Regions from separate parts of the Mus musculus genome. Here region 2 is linked to region 1. A link is a loop called in an ENCODE intact Hi-C map of the cell type or tissue named here. Cell type or tissue: gastrocnemius. All regions are shown on one strand. Each heading gives the region's core, and the rest is flanking DNA. Links, peaks and the distances in the headings are about the cores only. Region 1 overlaps Gm31406 (a long non-coding RNA gene). Region 2 holds the start of Syt14 (synaptotagmin XIV).

The links. A loop is a pair of places that touch in the nucleus more often than their neighbours do. Peaks named below come from ENCODE experiments on the same cell type or tissue, not always from the same donor. Only the 100,000 strongest peaks of a DNase experiment are listed, where the experiment ranks them.
Region 2: it touches region 1 in a loop (2.5-fold over the local background); 6 of 42 quality-filtered maps call a loop at or near these places.

The regions. Positions count from the first base shown.
Region 1 is chr1:193,082,859-193,085,771 of GRCm38, reverse strand. The region is part of intron 3 of Gm31406 (a long non-coding RNA gene); the gene reads left to right. The region is part of intron 2 of Gm39747 (a long non-coding RNA gene); the gene reads right to left. Among named protein-coding and RNA genes, the nearest start is that of Gm31406, 11 kb to the left of the region's middle. In gastrocnemius, for the core only: a CTCF peak has its summit at 1,563 (motif pointing right); no DNase peak of the experiment used is centred there; H3K27ac peaks cover 690 bases.
Region 2 is chr1:193,033,371-193,036,283 of GRCm38, reverse strand. Syt14 (synaptotagmin XIV) reads left to right here and starts at 509. Exons shown (of 8, transcript NM_181546.3): 1 at 509-661. The coding sequence starts at 649. In gastrocnemius, for the core only: no CTCF peak of the experiment used is centred there; DNase peaks (open chromatin) are centred at 418 and 1,159; H3K4me3 peaks cover 814 bases.

The DNA.
Region 1 (2,913 bases), core at 307-2,806:
GTTGCCAATACTCGCCAGAGGCAAGGCAGATGCCAAAGCCAAGCTCTGGGACTTCCACTCTCCAGAACCATGGGCCTACAGGGGCTTCTGTTGGAGACTGACCACGTAAGAGGTAGGAAGGACCTGCTGGGAGGAAGTTAAGTCACTGGGGATATGCCTTTGATGGGCCTATTGGGACCCAAGCCCTCTCCTTCCTCTTTGCTTCCAGGCCAACACAAAGGAAGTGGTGTGTTCTTACCATCACCACCCCTCCCACACAACCTGGAGATGTTCTTCTGCCCAAAGTCCTACCACAGACTGAGCCTTCTAAAGCTGTGAGCAGAAAGTAGTTTATCATAGTCAGGGAACGCCAACATGCCCTTTTCCTCTTAAAAATGCATGTGTGCGCAGTCTTTGTGCATCTGTGAGTACAGGCACCCCGTGTCTATGTACAGAGGCCCAATGTTAGGTGGTCTTTCTATTGTAATCTACTTTGCTTATTAACATATTGCTTGAAATGGGACTTTTCGCTGAACCTGAGGCTTGCCAATCAGGCTTTACTGGCTGGACAGTAACCCCCCAGGATCTTCCTGTCTCCCAATCCCGGTTCTAGGATTACAGATATCACTGCCACACACGTGCTGGGAGCTCAAACTCAGGATCTTGTCTTTGTACAGTAGGTTTTTTACCCACTGAGCCATCTCCCCCACCTTAACTTCTTTGCTTTATAAATGATCCAGCTCTGCACATTCTGTTTTAGCAACAGAAATGCTCTCAGGGAGTTCCCAAAATATAGATGTGATTATCGCCCTCCCGATTCACAACGAGAGTGGGTACCCTTTGTCCTCAGCACACAATCCAGTCTTCTTAGCTTATCCTGGGAAGGGATCAGGATGTATCTGTCTGTTGAGTGCCCAACCTTTTCTCTGGTGAAGCTGCCCACCTCCCAGCCCCAGCCAGAACATCTCTTCGTCCTCCTATGATTTGCCTTTGGCATGGCTCTCTGTCATTCACTGGCCGGTGCTGTTAAGTCACCATCTGCAAACAGCTTGTCTCCCAGTAACCGCTGAGGCAGCACCACAGTGGCAATGGTAGAACACTTCAACTCCCTTCCCAGTGAGAGGACTGTCATGATAGTCTGGCACGCCAGAGGTGTGCTCTCCTTTTCTTAAGCTAACCTAACACAAGAGTTTACTAAATGAGAGGTAGCCCTTGGAGTTGGCACTGCCAGCTTCCGTTGTTAGATCGTAAGCCTTTAGTGTCTTCACTTTCCATCTGTATATGCAAACGTTATACCTGGATGTATGTGTATGTGCCCCATGTGCATGCTAGGTGCCTATGAAGGCCGGGAGAGTGTGTTGTGCCCCCTGTAACTGGAGTTATAGATGATTGTAAGTTGCCATACAGATGTTGGGAAACAAACCCAGGGCCTTTGCGAGAGCAGCAAGTAGTCTTAAATGCTGAACTATCTCTCTAGCACCTTGTCTTTGGTAGTTTCTTTTCATTTTATTTATGTATGCATGTGTGGGTATCTGTATGTATGCTGGTTTCTGCACAGGCCAAAAGAGGGCACCAGAGTCCCTGAAATTGGAGTTATAGGTGTCTGTGAACACCTTGATGTGGATACTGGGAACCAAATATGGGACTTTTGCAAGAGCAGTAAGTGCTCTTAACCACTGACCCATCTCTCTGGCTCCAAAAGGTACTCATTTTAAAAGCCAGAATATGGGGCTGGCTGAGGAGATGGCTCATCAGTAAAGCACACATAGTTTATCTGCAGAGTGCTTGCCATGTTTGGCGAGTACTGGAGTTAAATCCCCAGCACCACATTAAAAACAGGCATGGTGGCTTGCTCCTATAATCCAGTACTGAGGAGGAGGGACAGGGGAGAGGGAAAGGATATGTTGGGGCTCATTAGCCAGTCAGGCTGCCATGATTAGCTAGTCCCAGGTGTCAGTGAGAGGCCTTCCCTCAAAAAATAAGGTAGAAAATAGGGCTGGAGAGATGACTCAGTGGTTAAGAGCACTGACTGCTCTTCCAGAGGTCCTGAGTTCAATTCCCAGCAACCACACGGTGGCTCACAACCATCTGTAAATGGGATCTGATGCCCTGTTCTCGGTATACTCACACACATAAAATAAATCTAAATAAATAAATAAAGAATAATTAAGAAAGATGCTTGACATCAGCATCTGGCCTAAACACGGGCACACACACACAGAGGAATTAATACAAGATCTTACAGCCTTTCAGTTGGGTTTTATTTTCTGAGATTTGTTTTTGCTTTGTAGCCCAAGCTTCCTATCCTTCTGCCTCACCATCGCACCCAAGTAAGATTTTAGGTCTTAAACATTACCAACACTGAGTGAGTGGTTAGTCAGCTTGAGTATAAATGTTATTAATAGCACAGTATCTACAGAACTGCCTTTTTTTTTTTTTCCTGTCAAATCAGGGAGGTTTTTGTCCCATGGCTGTTGCAGAGGTGACCTGGGCAATTCAGTATCTGCGTATTTTGATTGGTGGATGAAACGGATCGATTGCAGCTGGCAAATGAGGACACATAACCAACCATTCCTTCCCGCCTTACTAAGCTTTCCGTTTTATTGAGTGGGGCAAAGTACTCCCTTGCTTAGGCTTAAATCCAAAGGTGCTTCTGCATCCAGCTGGAACCCAGGAGTCCACAAATCACTTCCAGGGCCCGTTTCTGTGGGCTGTGGTTCACACTCCGGGGACACCTCTGTGATATTATGGATTTCCACCCAAACCTGATACTCTAGTCTAGACAGACTGTTGCGTGTCTCTGAAAAGGCTATAATTGCTGCCACTTGGGTACACATTCAGAAAACACTTTTGTTTTGATTTAAATTGTTTGCCTTTGGGGTTCGTGCAGGTGCAACCAGAGGAGAGATCTTTGGCAGGGAGGCTTAAGGAAAA
Region 2 (2,913 bases), core at 184-2,683, 49 kb after region 1:
GAAGCTGTCTCTACTGGCTGGCTGAAATCTGAGGTGAGTGTTCAGGCAAACCAAACCAAACTGAATAGATCTTCGCTGAGAGGGAATCTGGCACCTCCTGGGTGCGGAGACCTGTCCGTGGTCCTGACCGCTTGTCCAGCCGCTCTGGAAGCCTGGTGAAGGCTGGCTGCTGAGGCTGCTCTCTGCTCTGTCTGCACCTGTTGGGAACGCCCGCCTGAGACCCTGCACTGGCTGGGGGAGAGGGGGTTGGGGGAGGTGAGGGCGTGGCCAGCAAGAGGCGGGCGTGGCGGGTCAGGGTGGTAGGCGGGGTTGTGGATATTTCGGGGGCGGGGCCTGGGAAGGTAGATGGGAATGGGTTAAGTCGAGGTTGTGGGCCAAACTATAGTTGTTGCGAGGGGCGGGGCCTAGAGGGGCCGGGGGCGGGGCGGTGTCACGTGCCGACGGTGCGCGACCGTGGAAGGTTCCGCTTCCTGCGCCGCCTGCTCCGGAGCTTCGACCCCACCCCGCCGCCCCGCCCCAGCTCCTGGAGGCCCAGCTGCCTGGCCCCGGGGCGTTCCCGCCCCTCTGGCCCGAGGCCTAAGAAGAGCAAGCTCCAGCACTTACCCCCGCTCTCCCTGCGTGGTTGGTGCGGTCCATGGCGAGCGCATCATGGCGATCGAAGGTAAGTGGAAGGCAAGCGATGCGCGGAGAAGACGCCCCGCGAGCGAGCGCAGGGCCCAGGAGGCCGAGGTGCGGGTTGCGGGTCCGGACTGTAAGGGAAGCTAATGCGGGACACCGGCCTAGGCGCGGCGTGCGGCCCTCGCGAGCACTGGCCTACACACTTTGGGCGCTGAGGTACCGAGTGAGATGCTCAGGCACTAAGGCTCTGAAGTACTGAGTGAGATGCTCAGGTACTAAGGCTCTGAAGTACTGAGTGAGATGCTCAGGTACTAAGGCGCTGAGGTACTTAGACGCCAACTCGCTCAGTCTCTGAGGTGATAATGAGGCGCTGAGGTTCTGAGGCACAGAGGAGACTTAGGTACTTAGACACTGAGGTGCTGAGTCTCTGAGGTAAATGAGGCGCTGAGGTTCTGAGGCACTGAGGAGACTCAGTTACTAAGGCGCTGAGGTACTGAGTGAGATGCTCAGGTACTAGGGCGCTGAGATACCGAGATGCTGAGGTGAATGAGGCTCTGAGGTATTGAGAAGCGCCGTGCTGTTCGGCAGCGGGAGGCTGCCCTTGTGGGATCCGCTCATCCTGCTGCTCCTGTCGGGCTTTCTGGGCCGATGATAACCACGCTGTCCCCTTCGGTTGACGGGTATAGGGGGGCCAGGACATCTTCGTGAGGTCAACCCTCTTATCTGACCCTCACAATTGCTTTTTTCCGGGGAGAGGCAAATGCCTATTTATGACAAACGCACCCAGAAGATTGGCAACAGAAATGTTTCACAAGTAGCTTGATTCGAATTGGGTAAGGTAAGTGGTACCGATGTGTATTTTCCTCTTATTCTGAGAGCATGGAGTTGGAGTGGAGTGGAATTTGCCTTGCTTTTAAGGAGCATATTGTGCAGTTAGTATCACACAGGTGTGATGCTTACAGCATCTTGTTTTCCATTTTAGATGAGCTCAGTACAAAAAAAAGGATTTCCAAAACTTCCCTGCGTGACCTGTACAGAGTACCTGTAGCTGAATCATTACTTGCCTACATTTAATGTGTTCCCCCTCGCACAGTAATTCCCTTAGGTGACTGGTCTCTGTTAGTATACACGCCTGGGGGCTTCTTTAGGATCCAGCCACCAAACTCCAGAATTAACTCAGCTGTGTGTTTCATGTTTACTTCAATTTAGAGATTAAGTACGGGACACATTGACATGATTTGCTAAGATGATGGAGAATAAAATCTACCTGTAATCGTTGATGTTCAGAACAGCATGTTCAACCCTTATTCTTCTCAGTACTGTTTATTAGAGCTGGAATTAGGGAGTGAAATTCACTGGTTGACGTAGAATGCTTTATTTTGTCAACAACTTTGTGGAAGGATTTCTTGTAAAGTCATACAAATATAATTTTAAGCAGATGATGAAGGATTAACCCAGTTAGGATTCAAATATGATCTCATAATTTGTAATTTCTTATTGTCCAAGTTTTCTTTAGGCATACATACCTTCTCCTGGCAGCCAAATGTTAGAGCATTTTGCTCAGTGTTTTGTATCTTTAAATAATTGGGTTTTCTAAAGATTCTCTGTATGCTTTTTGTTTTCTTTTGTTTTGTTTTAGTTTTGATAGCATGGTACATGCCAGGAAGTACCACTGAACTATACCCCCAGCTTATTATTATACCTATAGATTTTTTAAAAAGGTTTTCAAGATACAAATATCAACACTTAGGCTTTCTCTGGTTTGCCAAGGAAAATGTAGTTAATATATTTCAAATAAAGGTTAAGTCAGTCTAACTATGCTTCTTAGCACTTACTAAAATAGATTCTGTTTATATATACCATCCCTACTTTCCTCACCTTTGAGTAGAATCTTAATTACTCAGTGTGGTAATACCATAAGCCAATGTTTCTTTGAAGACCTGCTTGGTGGTCATAACGCTAATTGATAAAGAATGACATAGTTACTTAGTAGAAATAATTTATATACAGTTCATTCACCTTTTAACTCAATGAACATTTGTTGTATATCAGGAATAGACAATATTCTGAAATAGACTTTGTGGGATCCTCTCTGTTAGAATTTATGTTTTGGTGGAACAGATAATTGTGAGCATGGTTGCAGTATAGTGTATACACCAAGAAATAGGCCATGCATGCTTCCTTTGTGTAAAAACATTCAGTGGTGCTGACTTCAAACTTAATTTTGAGATAATAAATGTTATACCCTTAAGGTCTTTATATTTGGGATGAAGTTCTGTATTGTCAAATCTGCTA